2 separate regions of the Mus musculus genome follow, and region 2 is linked to region 1. A link is a loop called in an ENCODE intact Hi-C map of the cell type or tissue named here. Cell type or tissue: gastrocnemius. All regions are shown on one strand.

What was found. Hi-C counts contacts between places; a loop is a spot of excess contacts. Peaks named below come from ENCODE experiments on the same cell type or tissue, not always from the same donor. Only the 100,000 strongest peaks of a DNase experiment are listed, where the experiment ranks them.
Region 2: a loop joins it to region 1, with 4 times the contacts of the local background. A loop is called at or near these places in 3 of 42 quality-filtered maps.

The regions. Positions count from the first base shown.
Region 1 is chr4:95,290,787-95,298,786 of GRCm38, forward strand. No RefSeq gene overlaps it. Among named protein-coding and RNA genes, the nearest start is that of Gm32240, 87 kb to the left of the region's middle. In gastrocnemius, a CTCF peak has its summit at 3,527 (motif pointing right); no DNase peak of the experiment used is centred here; H3K27ac peaks cover 439 bases.
Region 2 is chr4:95,003,497-95,011,496 of GRCm38, forward strand. All of the region lies in intron 2 of Gm12694 (a long non-coding RNA gene), which reads left to right. Among named protein-coding and RNA genes, the nearest start is that of Gm12694, 28 kb to the left of the region's middle. In gastrocnemius, a CTCF peak has its summit at 4,835 (motif pointing right); a DNase peak (open chromatin) is centred at 4,850; H3K4me3 peaks cover 517 bases; H3K27ac peaks cover 438 bases.

The DNA of each region.
Region 1 (8,000 bases):
TAGATCCAAGCTGAACCCCAGCTACCCACTAGCTCTATAACTCAGGCAAGTCACTGCTTTTTGGCTTGGTTTTCCTTCATCTCTATAATAGCCTTACATAGCTGATGTTGGAATGATGAATAAATCAGTCAGTGAAAGTCATTCACTGTGGCCTCTTGTATAGCGAGGGTACACTAGAACATGATGGACCACCCCCATATGGTGGGTATTGAATTCTGGGGTAGAAGCACGGGGTAGCAGACTGTGAAGTATCAATGGATGTGGTGTTGACTGTGATATGGTGTGATGCTGAAGACCACTTCAGAGTTCACCGTAGCCTGAATATCCAGCATTTATAATGGCCCAGCAGCTACAGTTGGAAAGAAGGAGATAGAATAAGGCTCAGGGCAACCAGAAGAGCAACCACCTCAGGCCATAATGGCTCTTTCCCAGCAAAGGTGAGCTAAGTGTTCGGTCAATTACAGATTTGCTGAATTTCTAACTACCAGATTCTGGGAACTCAAGGACAAACAAAAAGGCAAACGTCTCTCCTCTCTCTGGCTCAGAATTGGGAAAACAAGCCCAAACAATGACAAGCAGTGGAGTGATGAGCTAGAACATGTGACACAAACCTAGGATGGAGAGGAGAGGTTTCCTAATGGAGCCATCATCACAGCCAAAGTCAGAGCAAGAAATAAAGATTTCAAAATTAATGTGAGACTTGAATCCTAACCTCCCAGGGGGCTGTTTGCCCGTTTCCACCCTGACCAATAACATCTTGGGCTTTGTAGGAGTTTGTAGAACTTTCCCCACTTGGATGAAATACACAACTCAGCAGAAATTCATTGATGAATTCAATACAACATTAGTTGTGTGCTGCTATCTTTAAGGGCAATGGCTTCAAGTCCTTAGTGCATCAGAATCTTGCTTGTGGAAGGTGACCACTAGACCTAAACCTCTGAACTTCTAATTCAAGCAATGTAAGGAGGGGCCAGAGAATCCAGCATTTCAAGTTCCCAAGTGATATATTGAAAGAAACCTTTTAAAAAAGAAATTAAGGGCAGTTAAGTCAGCAAGGAATCGTATTTCCTGACCTTTCCTCTTCTCCTTTGTGATAATTAGCCAAGTGCATCAGATTGTGAAGTCAAGCTCTCACCAATGGAGTGAGATGTGGTCACCTATGTGAGAGATAAAGAACAGAAGTCATGTTATCAGTTATGCTTTCTAGACTTTTTTTTTTTAATAAAAAAATTCCTCCTATGCTTCATTCCCTTTGCGTGTTCCTTTGTGCAATACTTAGATCATTCCTTGTTTGTTTCTGACAATGTCCATGCTGTCTGCTGGTGAACTGCACTTTATGTCTTAGGGGAAGCAGTTCAGTTTCTGGAGGTGCTACTCAGGGCACAAGGTTGTTTCTAAATTTTCCTTAGTGTTTGTGGAGAGATGGAAGGTCTCAGTCTAGGCCGCTAGTGTCCTTCTAGGAAGGATCCTCTGACGACTCTGTTCTAAAACATTGATTATGTAAGCAAATCACGCAACCAAACCCTGCCTTAGTGTTTACGTTTTACTATATAAACACATTTAGATTTTTTTCTCTTTATTTTCTGAGGGGAAAATGAAAAGATTTTTTTTTTTTGCCAGATTCTGTGGTTTGAATGTTTGTGCCCCACCCCCCAATCCATATGTTGACATTTTAATTCTGTATGTGATGATATTAGAGCGTAGGCTTTTATGAGGTGACTAGATCATGGTAGAGGCCTCCTAAATAGGATATGTGCCATTATTAAAGAAACACAAATGGACTAATCATGCCTTCTTACCATGTGGGCACAGTGGTAACATGTCCTTATAAGAGATTGAATCTTGCCAGAGACTTCTCCAGATCTGTGAGGAATAGGCATTTCTTTTGTTGTTTTTTTGTTTTATGAGCCACCCAGTGTACTGTATACTGTTATTGCAGCCCAGATAGGCTCAGGCCCTTCTTGAAATCAACAAGCTACAAGCACACAGGATCAGTGTCCTCTTCAGTGGTTTTTCCCTCAGGTCTGTTTTCCTCAGGCATGTGGATCCCAAAGTCTGTACTAAACTTCAGCTGAGTCACATTTCATCACACCACATTAATGGCTCCTGGGCTGTGATGGATGAAATGTACAGTCTCGTATCCTGGAGTCAGAAGTCCAGGTCAACACTTCATTGAGATTATTGAGCCTCTTTATGCCTTCGAAGAATGATGGAGGGAGTGATAATCAAAAGCTCCACAGTTGTTGCCATTCCTCTGTGGCACTATGCCTCCAGGACACAGCTATAGGTGTTTAATAGCTTTTGTCTGGACCTTTGCAGTGCCATTCTAAGGGATTTCTCTGCCCCCAGGGGACCTTTCCAAATCTCCCTGAGAGAACCGGTGTAAGGCAAGAGTCTGATCATGCCCTTCTCCTTTCCTCGTGGAAAACTGACTTTACACTCAAGGGAGCAAGGACTGCACCTGGCAGGGACAGACAGACAGACATTCCATGTGAGGGCATGGGCAAGCAGGTGTGGCAGGGACCTTGATGAACTGGAGTTTGGCTGACTTACAGCATTCAAATTTGGAATTCTGGAGAACAGGCTCTGTCTTGGGACAGAGTTTTTAGCCTTTACTGCCAATAGACTTGGCCACAATATGAAACCTGAAGTTTTTTACTTTGGTTGATGAGGTTCAGCCTCCTTCTTGGTGTGCCCTGGTGACTTAATCCTATGACTGTCAAACTGCAGTTTTCCCACATTCTCATACTGGTCCTTGGCTCATTCCCCTTGATGAAACCTGGCACGCCTGATTTTGCTCGTCCTTTGCTGAAATGCTCCTCATTCCAGACTCTTCCCCCAGCTCACCTTCTCTGATCTCAGATGCATTTCCCCAGATGGACTGTGTATGTGTGTGCTGCCCCAATACTACCTGTCGCTCTCCTCATCATGATCAGTATCTGGTTGTAATTGTGGTTTTGTTGGTTTGTGTTTTGTTTTATTTTTCTCCACTTCCCCTGCTAAGATATATGTGCCAGAGACTCCAGAGACTAAGCGTTAACCATCTTTGTGCCTAGAATAAATGGAGTTTTCTATCATTGTTAAATGAAGAAGTGAGAAGGCAGGTGACCCTGTAGTAATGGTCAGGAATTTAACCAGTGCATGGTATAAAAATTGCTCCAATTATTTATACTGAAAAGTAGGGAGGGACTGCATCTCTTTCTCTCCATAACAGGAAAGGTTAGACCCAGTGGAAAGAAAAATTAAAGAGTAGTAATGTTACTTAATTAATTACTAAATTCTACTTTCCTTTTTGATGATTCAAACTTCTGGGCTTGGCCTGGTATATTGGCACACATCTTTAATACCAGCATTTGGGAAGCAAAGGCAGGGAATCTCTGAGTTCTAGACCAGCCTGGTCTAAATAGTGAAATCTTGTCTCAAAAAAAAAAAAATTGCTTCTGTGCTGTACTTAAACACTATCCCTCACTGTTGATTTGAATTCTCGAGAGTCTGTTTACCCAGTGGGATAGTTACCCACAGTTACTGTCACTAGATGGCGGACTTCCCTTTGATTGCTTATAGACAGGGGTTCTTCTTTGTCCTATTTAAGGTATGACACCCCCCACCCCCCACCCCCCCCCCGTAGGAAATTCAGCACCTTTCATGGATGGAATATCTACCTGAACTTAGAACAAAGTGCCACAAACTTGGGGACTGATAAACCGTAGCAACTGTCTCTTAAAGTTTAGGAAAATGGGAAGCCTAAGGTCAAGGTGTTGAAGATTCAGTGCTTGTCAGTGGCCTAGTTCTTCAAATATGAAGGCTTCTGGCCTTTTCCCCACTCACGGGAGTGGTAAAGAAGTGGTCTGGCACTTGCTAAAAGAAGAGCACTTGCTGTGGTTCAACTCTTTGTGTTTCATGTTGGTATTTGGTTTCTGATACAGGAATATTACCAGGTATGGCCTTTGGGAAGTCACTCGGTCAGCAGTGCTCCTTCCTTATAAAGGGGATTCTGACCCTCTAGAATGAAGCTCCAGTGGGCACTTAGCCCACTTTCGTCCTTTCTGCCATGTGAAGACGTAGTATCCATCCTTTCAAGAGGATGGAGCAAGGGACCATCTTAAAAGTCAAGATCGGTTTTCACCATACTCCACATCAGCTTGATTGTGGACATTCTAGCTTCCAGAATTGGGAGAAATAAATTTCTATTACTTATAGATAGTCTGGTCTGTAATACATTTTACAGCATCATATATGGACACAGGCACTAATCCTGCTCACAAAGGCTCCATCCTAATTGGATCTCAATGCCCCATCACTTTCTAATATTATCACCTTGGGTTGTAAAATTTTGACATGTGATATTGCATGGGAAGCAGAGAATTTAGAATAGATCAATGTCTGTGGGCATTTGAGTGTAGTGAATTTCTTCAAGCTTAAGTGGTACAGTTTTCAAGACCAAGACTAGATGAACAAGATCTACAAAGCTAAACAAAGATCTGCAGGCATAAATCGAGAGAGGGATAACTTGCTGCATCATGAAAGTATTCTGTTAAGCCAGGCGTGGTGGTGCACGCCTTTAATCCCAGTACATGGGAGGCAGAGGCAGGTGGATTTCTGAGTTTGAGGTCAGCATGGTCTACAGAGTGAGTTCCAGGGTTCCAGAGTTCCAGCCGGGGTTATACAGAGAATCCCTGTCTCAAAAACAAACAAACAAACAAACAAACAAACAAACAAAGTACAAACAAAAAAGTACCCTGTTGACTATCCTCCATCCATCCCCAACAGGGATCTTGTCAGTGACTTCATGGAAGCCATCTATAGAATGAAGCCTCATCTATAAAATGAAGAGGTCAAGCTACATGGACTATTAGGTTCTCTGGCTTAAAAACTGCCTTCTCTTCCCCAGTTCCTGTGATGGCTCATTCTTCTATATTTTCATCTACATTTCCCTTGTCCTACAGGGGGCCTGGCCATCGGTGATTAGCTTTCCTAACAAAACTTTACTCAACTCTCAAGGACTCCACCATATGTCGTTTAGCAAAAGCAGTCATGAAAGATCAACATAACATCTGGATCTTCTTGGAGAGACAAGCCTCACATTCCTACCCTCACTGCAAAATGGATTGGCCTTGACCTGGGGCCACACCAGGAAGAAGGCACGCTTTGGGGATAGGGGCCTCTTGGTAGCTGGTTGAAGTTGGTCATCACATGGTCCCGGAAGCCTGAGGAATGAGAGGTATTTGCCTTCCTGTAAATCTCTCAGAAGAGTTAGGATTATCTCAGGTCAAGCTGACAATGTGCGTCTTGATGGAAAAGGAACCTCAGGTTTAATAGTCATTTAGAAAAAGCCTATGCAATTTTGTTCCCTATGGTAGAGCTATAGTATCAGACAAATTTGAGGAGAGGGTAATGAAAATGAAGTTGAGAGCCCAGGCAGCATGGTTTTATGCGTAAGAGTGTATTCACTGATTAATGTTTTCACTGTCAATCGAAGGTATGTGGAGCCGACAGGGCTGGGCTCCTGTCTTGGCTCTCATCTCCCCAAGAGCATCTGCAAATTAAGATGAGATCCAGGAAGATGCAGTTAAATCTCAGGTCTGCTCCTTGAACCCAACTTATTTGTAATTCCAAGAATGGGAACTCTTCCCAAGGCAGCTCATTTCACTGTTGGGTGGCAAACACTGTCAGGGGTTTGGGGGTTTTGTTTGTTTGTTTAGTTGGTTGGTTTGTTTTTATGAATGGTGCCCTCGAATCGATCTCTTTAACACAGCCTCAATGTGCATTAGAATGAAGTCAATTTTTTGAAGATGTTTTCACATCCTTCCCAGGTAATCTACTCTCATATGGAACACATATTATGCTCTCAGCTCTTCCTTATACTGAAGGGTTTCTAGATACCCCACTCCTCTGGCTGTCCCGACTTCCCTTCCAGAATCATAGTGCCCCACTGTCTTTCACACAGAGTGGGGTCAGAAGTATACATGGTCATTCCACTGCTGAGAGCAGAGCGATCATCTGAACTTAAAGATGTCACTAGATAATGGAAGCTAGACGAGGAGCTTAGTTCTGCTGATCCTAGGCACCTGGGGTTGACAGAGCAGGCACTAATGGACAAAACATGCAGAGACACACTCTAAAGCACAGAAATGTTTTTCATGAAACTTACTATGTGCACAGTTTCCTCAAGGAGTCCACACACCACACAGCTGAATAAAGCAAGTTCACGTTCCATACAGAAACACTGGCCACCAAATACCTTAGATGTATTTGGGTGATTCGGTGGCTCTGTAACAATGAAAAACCCAAGCCTCAGGCAGCACAGTGTGAGGGATTTATGCCCTTGTGACTAACTTGTTTTCTTTTTTCTAATTAACACATATATGTATATATATACATATATATACATATATATGTGTGTGTGTGTGTATGTATGTGTATGTGTACGTGTACGTATATCATTAAAAAATATACCTTCAGGAAATGCATTCCTTTTTCCTGCTTTTCCTTAACATAATATTCTAGAACAATTATTCTTTATCTTTTCTTTCTTGTTCTGGTCTTATGATTCCCCCTTATCATGATACATGTTGCTCACATGCATGGTATAGGAATGAGGAAAGACAATTCTTAACTTATCCTAGCGGTTTCGGCTGCTACCTGTAAGTAACATTTTCTCAGTTTTGTGCAAAACCTTTATTCTAAATGGTTGGTTGTATCTTTGCAATATAGCCTGTCTTCTCCCATAGGGCATTCTAAAGATGTCTAAAATCTATCACCTCTCCATTCCTTGAATGATCTATCATAACTGGAATTCCTATAATCACTGCCCACCACAGCACTATGAAGCTTAACCCTACATTGAAAACATCTGTTTCATAAAATGAGAAAAGTAAAGTCAGTAGAGCAAAGGCTCTGAATTGAAGAGAGCAATTGTTACTCTTGCAGAGGACTGGGGTAAATACTGGCAAAGGTAAAGAAGACATGAAATCCTTGTTTTTAAATGATGCAAATATAAATTAATTTATCTACTATAGAAAACATCAAAAATTGTTCTATCAGGCTGGCAAGATGACTCAGCCAAACTGTAATGTTATATGCCACATAAGTGCAATTTGTACTTGTCAAACAATGGCAGGAAACATGGCAACATAAAGGCAGATGCTGAAGCAGTAGTTGGGAATTACATCCTGCACTGTAGGGAGACAAGGGAAGAAGGGAGAGAGGGAGAGGAGAGAGAAGAGAGGGGGAGGGAGGGGGAGAGAGCAGGATGGGGAGGGGAAGGGAGGGAGAGGAGAAGGGACAATGTATATCAATAAAATTAGGGAACATCAAAACAAAGGCTTGGCTTGCAAGTATATCCAGAATTCTAGAATCCTCCTCCTCCTCTTCCTCTTCCTCCTCCTCCTCGTCCTTCTTCTGTAAAATGCAGAGCTCTTGAGTGGCATGCACAATCCCAGCACCACCACCTCAGCCACCATCATCTCCTGCTGCAGGTGTTGCATTGACCTTGAACAGCTCCCCATTCTTATTCTCACATCTATTCACTCACAACTCTACAGAGTTTTTAGAGAGAGCCTGATCAACTTGATGAAATCCCTGCTGGGTTTCTCTCTCACATGAAACATTGTCCTTTCCACTGGCTTGAGTACCAACAAGACCTGCCTCCAGCTCTTCCTGAGCCTCCCCTCTAGTTCTTCTTCCTCCCCAAACTCTGCTATACTTCCTAGGTCTTGTTCACTGCCTCTAACACTTCCATACACTCTTACTTTGCAGTTGGTCCTTGCATTTCCTTCCCATGGCTGCCCTGGGACAGAATCTTCACAAGTAACTGTTTGGCTTACTTCATTTCCCTTATGACTCTGCCCACTTAAAAACTACAGAATCAGAGACATCTCTTCTGATCACTTTCTGCACAAATTACAACCTCATGTCTCCACTTCTTATGTGTGTGCACAAGTGTCTTAGCCACTATTCTATTGCTGTGAAGGAACATTATAACCAAGGTAACTATTATA
Region 2 (8,000 bases), 290 kb before region 1:
TTACAAAGGGGGTGGGCAGTGGTGACGCACGCCTTTAATCCCAGCACTTGGGAGGCAGAGGCAGGTGGATTTCTGAGTTCGAGGCCAGCCTGGTCTACAAAGTGAGTTCCAGGACAGCCAGGGCTATACAGAGAAACCCTGTCTCAAAAAACAAAACAAAAACCAAAACCACCACCACCACCACCACCACCACCACCACCACCAACAACAACAACAACAACAACAACAAAAAAAACCAAAACCAAACAAACAAATTACAAAGGGAAGGAATTTGACTGTGGACAAAATATGGTATGAGCCCCGTTGGATCTACTGGACGGAGCAACTTTCTACTCTAATGTGAATGCCTGGGCTTAAACTGAGGTGAGGTAACTTTGCATAACTATGCTCATTTCTTCTCTGACAATCTGATAGTTAAGTCACGTTGTGGCAGATGAGTAGAGGTTCTCCTTATCAGTTAAGAACAAAGGATGGGCAAGCTTAGGATTCTGCCCATGGACACAAGGCCCTGAGACAAAGTGCTGAGGGGGAGGGAAGGCTCCCCAGGTGATGGGAGTGTTTGGAGACACAGGGATACCTAACAGTATCTGGAGACTCGACGGCTGATTCAATGGTTATTTACTGAGTGACTCCTCTATGTCAGGTGACACATCATAGAAATAATGTGTGGCTGTCATCCAGAAATTCATTGTTAGAGGTTGAAATATACGTCTGAAATCCCTATGGGGAAGTCCTGATCCCCTGGTACCTCATAATGCGACTGGATTCACCAATAAGGCTTTTAAAAAGGTAATACAGGTAGCAAGAAATGAGTCAGGTGGGCCTTAGTCCAGAAATACGGTGTCATTCTAGACTATGGCATGGAAGGCAGGACTTCTTGCACAGGAGAAGAGAAGCGTCAGAAGAAGTCACCCTGCTAACCCTTTAATCTACATCTTCTAGCCTCCAGGACGGTGGGAAAATAAATTCCTGTTGCTTAATTGGACAACTTGTGGTATTTTGTCATGGCAGTTCTAGGAAATGAATGCATGCTGGGAATATAAATTTTGCAAGATGTAGTTTCCTGGACTTCAAATGTCCATGCTACAGGGAGACCTTAGACAAGCACTGGTGATTCTGGGCTGTGATGTAGCGCAGTTGCCTTTAGCTGGGTGCAGGTGAGTTTGGCCATAACCCTAAACTTTTTTTTTTACATGTTTTCACATATTTTTTGACTTATTTACTTTGACCTTCATATCACCCAATGGCATGACTCTGATGCCTGAAGGAGGTCCCTTTCTGTGCTATCTGGTTGATACATTCCTCTCTGCTCCACCCAGGGACAATCTGTTGACCTTCAAATACTCCTCCATATTTCAATTCTGCCCTTCCCCTTCCACTCAGTTTCTTCTGTCTCTTCAATATGGACCATTTGTCTTGTTTAATTCCTTATTTCCCTAAACCAATACCCTATGTAGCCATATAGGCATATGCATATACAGGTTGTTTCACTTTTCTGTTAGTGTGCTTGCCTTCTGTATACAAATCTCTCTCTCTCTCTCTCTCTCTCTCTCTCTCTCTCTCTCTCTCTCTCTCTCTCTCTCTTTCTTGTTAGGTTGGTTGTATACTTTCAGAGCTCAACTTGATGCCCAGCATAGAGTTTTGCTCCAAATCTAGTAGAATATGGGAGTGGAATTAGAATGGGCCCTAGACTCTGGGTTCTTTCTTTGCTATAACCTACAAGAACAAAGAACATTCATCCAGAAAAAAAAAAAGAAAAAAAAAGAAAAACAGAAAAAAAGAATGACTTTACAGGGTAGCGTGTAGACGGGTTGTACACACACGCATGAGTAACTGTGTTATCTTCAGTAATGATTTTAGCTCTGACACTAGACCACCTCCATTATACCAGTCAGCCAGCAGTGTGATGACCAATTTTCCAAATGATTAACCAAATGTTTGCTTTGCTCAATCTAACAGAGCAATTAGAGAGAATGGTGGTGAGACCAGGACGAGAAGTCTTAGAGAGCAGAGAAGGGAGCAGTCCTAAGCAAAGAACAATGGAGCTTGCTTTTAAGATCGTCTTTTAAGAAAGATGAGTGGAGTTCATGAGTATTCCAGAGAGTGAATGGCTCAGGCCACGTCATGAGACTTGGGATTGTGCAATAAAGATCAAGAGGACATGAGCATGTTGGGGGTAGGGGATAGGTAGAAAATTAAAGGTCACAACCAACATCTTTGTGCACAACATTTGTTTACATTTGAAATATTTATAGAAAGTTTTAGATTTGAGCATTGTTTATACTACCAAAATATTGGAAATGTCCAAGATATGAGAAAAGATAAAGTATGATGCATTTATTCAGTATAATATAATAGCTATATGATTAAATATGGTTGTAATAAAGATCTTGATATAACTATGTCTTTTGAGTAATCATAAATGAAATAGCAGGGTTTGGCTTGATCATATGTATTTAAAAATAAAATAAATTATAATCAGAGGAATCAAATGTAGGAAATAATGTCAGTGATGGTCATTTGGGTGATGCCCTTCTACGCTGTTATAGCTTATTTTGTGCTTTTCAGTTATCTACAATGGAAATGAAAGTCTCACGATGGACCTTTGAAAGATCCAGCAAGGCCTGGTAGTGCAGGACTGTAGTTCCAGCTCCTGAGTGAATCAGAAGGATCAGAAGTTCAATGCCTATCAGGGCTTCATGTGCATTCAAGCTGTTTGGTTTACAGGGTGAGTGTAAGGTCAGTCTGGACAAGTTGGCAACACCCTGTTCAAATTTTTTTTTAAGTAAAGAACAAAAATTCTGGGGGGATGCATGTCAGTGGCAGGATGCTCGCCCATCACGTATGAGGCCCCTGGCTCAACCCCTAGCACCACACGTGATAGGAAAGAAAATGCTCGTGTCCTGCCCCCAAGATTTCTGATGTCAGTCCTTTACAGTTTATGGTTAAAAGACGAAGTTTGTAGGAACCTTGTGTGACCAGAAGAGAAAAGGCCACAAAGGCCGGGCGTGGTGGCACACGCCTTTAATCCCAGCACTTGGGAGGCAGAGGCAGGCGGATTTCTGAGTTCAAGGCCAGTCTGGTCTACAGAGTGAGTTCCAGGACAGCCAGGGCTACACAGAGAAACCCTGTCTCAAAAAAAGAAAAGAAGAAAAAAAAAAAAAAAGAAAGAAAGAAAAGAAAATTAAAAAAAAAAAAGGAAAAAAAAGGCCACAATATCACTGAGAGACAAAGAAAAGATCAAGAAAGAAAACAAAAGACCAATGGCTGTAATTTTGTCTGTCCTTATCTAAAACTGAGAGGCGATATCAATTGTTAGTCTTTCTAGTGAACTCTGGGCCCAAAGGGTAGAAAGAGGGTTAAGTCCCACCACAACCCAACACCACTTTCAGTCTCACTGAAAGCTTCCCACTGACTTTTAGTCTCTAAGCAGACAGTGCTAGCGCAGTGTCACACACGGTTCAGCCAACCCCTTCCAGTCCATTTGAGTTCTGTCCTTCTGTATGAACCTGCTGAGAACAGATAATTCTCCATGAGACACTTCTGCTATTCTCTGACCCTCTCTATATGAGGTTTAATGAGACCACATGTAATGTCTGCATCGCTGTCTCCTCCACACCGGACACAAGCCCCCACACACGTAAACACTGGAATCCTGACACAGGGCTGCACATAAGCAAACACTGTAAACATCAATGAACACACAAGGGAAGGACTGAATGCATGTTCCTTGAGTTTTCCCCTCCTGGTAATGGGTCCCAGTTCTGTCTTAGTAAATCCTTCCTGACGTGGTTTCTGAACTTTCATTTACCATCCTACACCTCATATTAAAATGCCGAGCTCACGAATCTGCACAATAGTTCTCACCCAATCCATGGGATCTTCAGCTTCTCCAGAATGATCTATTTCAGAGGGAGATGATCTTCCCCAGGGAAGAGCACACCAACTGACTCTCCTGTACCAGATTGTCAGCCCTGAAATCATACATGCAAGTAACATTATATGGCCTGAACAGGCTACATTTAGGTATATATGTCTACATATATATGCATGTGATAACAATTAGTGAGAGGAAAGGAGGCCATGGGTTTGAAGGAGAGCAGAGGGGTCACAGCAGAGTTTGAAGGGAGGAAAAGGAAGGGAGAGATGTAATTATCTTATGACCTCAAAAATAAAGAAGGATGACCCATTGTTTTGTGATGTGACTCAAGATTTTCATGACCACTGTGAAAGTCACTGGTGTTCAAGATGCATGTAATTTGCAGGGTTAGGGCTTGGAGTGCATGGGAGCAACCCAGCGGCACCATTTCTAGTTACACGACTGAAGACCTTACACAACACTGTGCAAAAGACAGCACAGTCAGCCAGAAGTCCTTTAACGGCCAAGGACTCTGTCACTCAGAGTCCCTATTCTGCATGCTCCTTATTCGTCAAATGGAGATAATTAATAGTCCATGCCTTGGAGAGTCGTTGGGGACTCATCAAAGCATGCATGGGAACAATCACTGAGACCTTCAGTAAATTACTCAAGTCTCTGATTCTCAGAACACTGCCCGAGTCCTAGCTTTCTCTCCATGCCTGCCCATTCCAGATTGCTGTCAGTCAATCTAGCAAATGCTTTCGTTCTTTCGCTAATCCTCAACTTCTTTTTTTAGATTAAGAGTAATTACTCCCAAATGTATACATGAAAGCCTGACTCTTGCCTAACATACATCAAACCATCTGTACATATGTGTCTAGGTTTTATTTATTATTCTTCATTAAATCTATTTCAAGTGAAAACAGTCAGTTTGCCTAAGCATTAAATTATCTCAGCACAGCGGCGTTGCTCTGCTGCCATTTTCCACCAGAGGTCACTGTTTCTCTAGGAAGGGGTCAGCCTAGCGTTTAAAACCAGACAGATCTTTTGGGAAGGTGATGTTTCTCCCGCGATCACAGAATTAAGTGCATACCAAAGTACTAGGAGTATAAGGATGGTGCCATTTCGATTTTACTTCCTGGATAAAAGTTCCAGCTATTGCCGAAATGCTAAAGGCCTGTGTCCTGCAAGGGCCTTTTAGACAGTTTAGTACAGGGGTCTCACAAATGAGACCAAGCTCAATCTGGTTTCGTACGCTTTTGTTGTTATTTATTTTGTCACACACATGTTGATTACTATTGTTATTACTGGGCAGATAGATTAACCACAAGATCACACATTAAAAAAATATAGATTTAATAACAATCCTTAAAAAAATAACCCCAAAATCCTCACAATGCCAAGTCCACCAGCCCTTATGGCAACAGCTTCTAGAACTCATTTAATTCACACCATTATTCAACAAGGCACATGCTGGTCTGCTCACTAGTTCCCATTTAGCCCCCTGTATCTACCTGAACCTCAGAACTGGAGTATGTGACCCAAATGTTCTGCTACACACCCTTCGTGATGACACTGGAGTCGAGAAGTAAGGAGTTGCTTACTCAAGGTCACACCATGAATGAGGTGCTGTGTTCAGCTCCCGGGCCTCCCAGTACGGATGGCTGTGGTCAGTTCCCACTCCAGCAGATTCTCAGACACAGGCTGGTCCTGACCCCCAGATATGCCTTAGTTAGTACCTCCAGTCCTTTCTTCCTCTTTTCCAGCAGGCTAGGGTTCCAAGGAGGATGAAAGAGGCCAGGAAGGCAGACTCAGTAACATCTGAGGCTTTGGGGGTACAAAGAGAAGGGGTCCTGGAGAAAAGGGAGAAAAGCAATCCGCCACAGGACCCTATTCTTGGTGGCTACTGTTCTCTAAATTCTAGTTTGACTTCTTAGCCTCCCAATTTCTTTCGTTGATCATAAAGAATATCAGGGTTTTGATTTGCTCATCTGTAAAATGGGAGCATGATTGCATTGTAGGAGTGGTATAAAAATGGTGTTCTGTGAGTATATCATTAATGACCCATTCATTCCATCATTAACTGCCTGATCAGGTGTCAGGTGCTGGGTCACATGAGTAACTAAAACCTGGCTATCCTCAAGAAGTAGCAGTCACTTGGGAGGAAACAGAAGAGGCAGGTACCATGTCTCCCTGACAGCGCTGTGCTTTCAGCATTGAATCTCCACTTGTCAACTGTTGTCTTCCTAAACCAGCGATTCTGCTCTTGGTGCTGCATTAAAACATCTGGAGAATTCAAAACAAAACAAACAAACATTTTTAATATTCACAGTTTCCTAATTTCTGGGAACTAGAATTTTAGGAAGTTAATGTAGTCAGTCCTGTTGAAAATGACTTCAAAGCGCCACACAGGCTAGAACCCTTGTCCTTAACCCTGCTCTCACTTGCCCCTCATTCTCCAACTGTGACCCACTTTTCCTATGCTAGCCACACTTCCTGTGATGGCCATACTCCTACCCTTGACTCTGGCATATTAATTAAACCCTTCTCAGCCTTGGTTTGTTTATAGAAAACTATGGGTCTAGGGGACACAGCTATCACCTATGCAGTATTCATTACATTTTTTTGTCCTTTTTCCTTTTTACCCCAGTTTCCCTTTTCCTTTTTCTTCCTTTATTCAATTGCTTGATCTTTTACCATTGGTAAGCTTAGGGATGAGACTCTGGCCCAACTCTGTTAAATAAGATGTAGGAGGAGCCTTTGAAGAAAATGTTTTGTTCCTAAGAACCCCTAAGAACTTCATCATGAGAACAGTTATTACCCCACTGTAACCAGCTGAGGGTGAGGGTACCACAGGGCCCAACACTGGAAGGTGAGTGCTAGCTCACTGGTGTGTTTAGGTTAAAGTTAGATTAAAGATGGGTAGAAGAGAACTAGGCTCTATTGAGTGCCTGTCATGTCCCAGTCTGTTGCCCTGCTAAGGTAGAAGTCTACCATTGCCACTCTGTGCAAAATGGCAGACTCCCTTTGTCACCAGGGCTTCTCCTTCTCTGACGTTATTAGGGAAGTTAAACACCCCCACCCCATCCTACACTGCCCGCTGCCCCCACACACCTCTATCTGCCTGCAGAACATTACAGGTTCAGTTTCCTTCTCTGGGTAAGAAGCTGAAGAGCAAGCACCTGAGATTCTTGAAGTGCCTTCCCCAGTGCCAGTGAGGCAGCTCAGTGCCTTAGCCTTCAGCCAATGACCTTTACCCACCCTGGATACTCCTATGCTCTTAACCCCAAACTATATAACCCTCGAATCACTCCACGTAAAGTTCATCTGTCTTCCTGAAGCTGGTCCTAGTGTGTCGTTATTACTGTTTGCACGCACAGGGCCTGTTAGTCAACTCTCCTTCCTTTCCTCTCATGGGCTGTGGCCAACAACCCTAGCGAGAAGGGAGACCTACGCCAGTAATTATATTACATCCAGTAGAGTCTATATTAGTCTGTGTGAGTGAAAACTGCTCTGGAATTCTGAAGCATTGACCTATAGAATTAGACTCTTTTGATTTTAACTTTAGCTTCAGTCCTTAAGCAAATACTCTTGGGTCACACTCTCATTCAAACTACCATAGCATCCTAGTCTGGAACTCCCTTGACATAGCCTTTTCCATTTTTCTATAGTAGGGTAGTTCTGACTGCTAGGAAGTTCTGTCTGTAAATGAGATCTCCTTGTCTTGAACCTCTACTTGCTGATCTTAACCACAGTTACCAGAAATAAAGCACATTTCTTTTTCTTTTGAACATGGACACAAGCCCTTTGGGAGCACAGCCATGAAAGTCAGTTCACCAAGTCTCCTTCTCCTTAAGCTATTCCTACCTCAATTTCTCAGCCAATCTGGTTTCTAGTCATACCATAATCCTGACTCCTTTTTTTGTGTGATCTAGACAAAGCATATGTATTCAATATCAGAGAAGGACAGATATGGAGCTAGAGACTACTTTGACATATTTTCTAGATATATGCATGTATATTAATTATACTTTGAAAAAAGAAAATTGTAAATAACAAAATTATTCTGTGTGGTAGTTTGAATGAGAATGGCTCCATAGACTCATGTGTTTGAATATATACCCTGTTCTGCCCCCCTTGT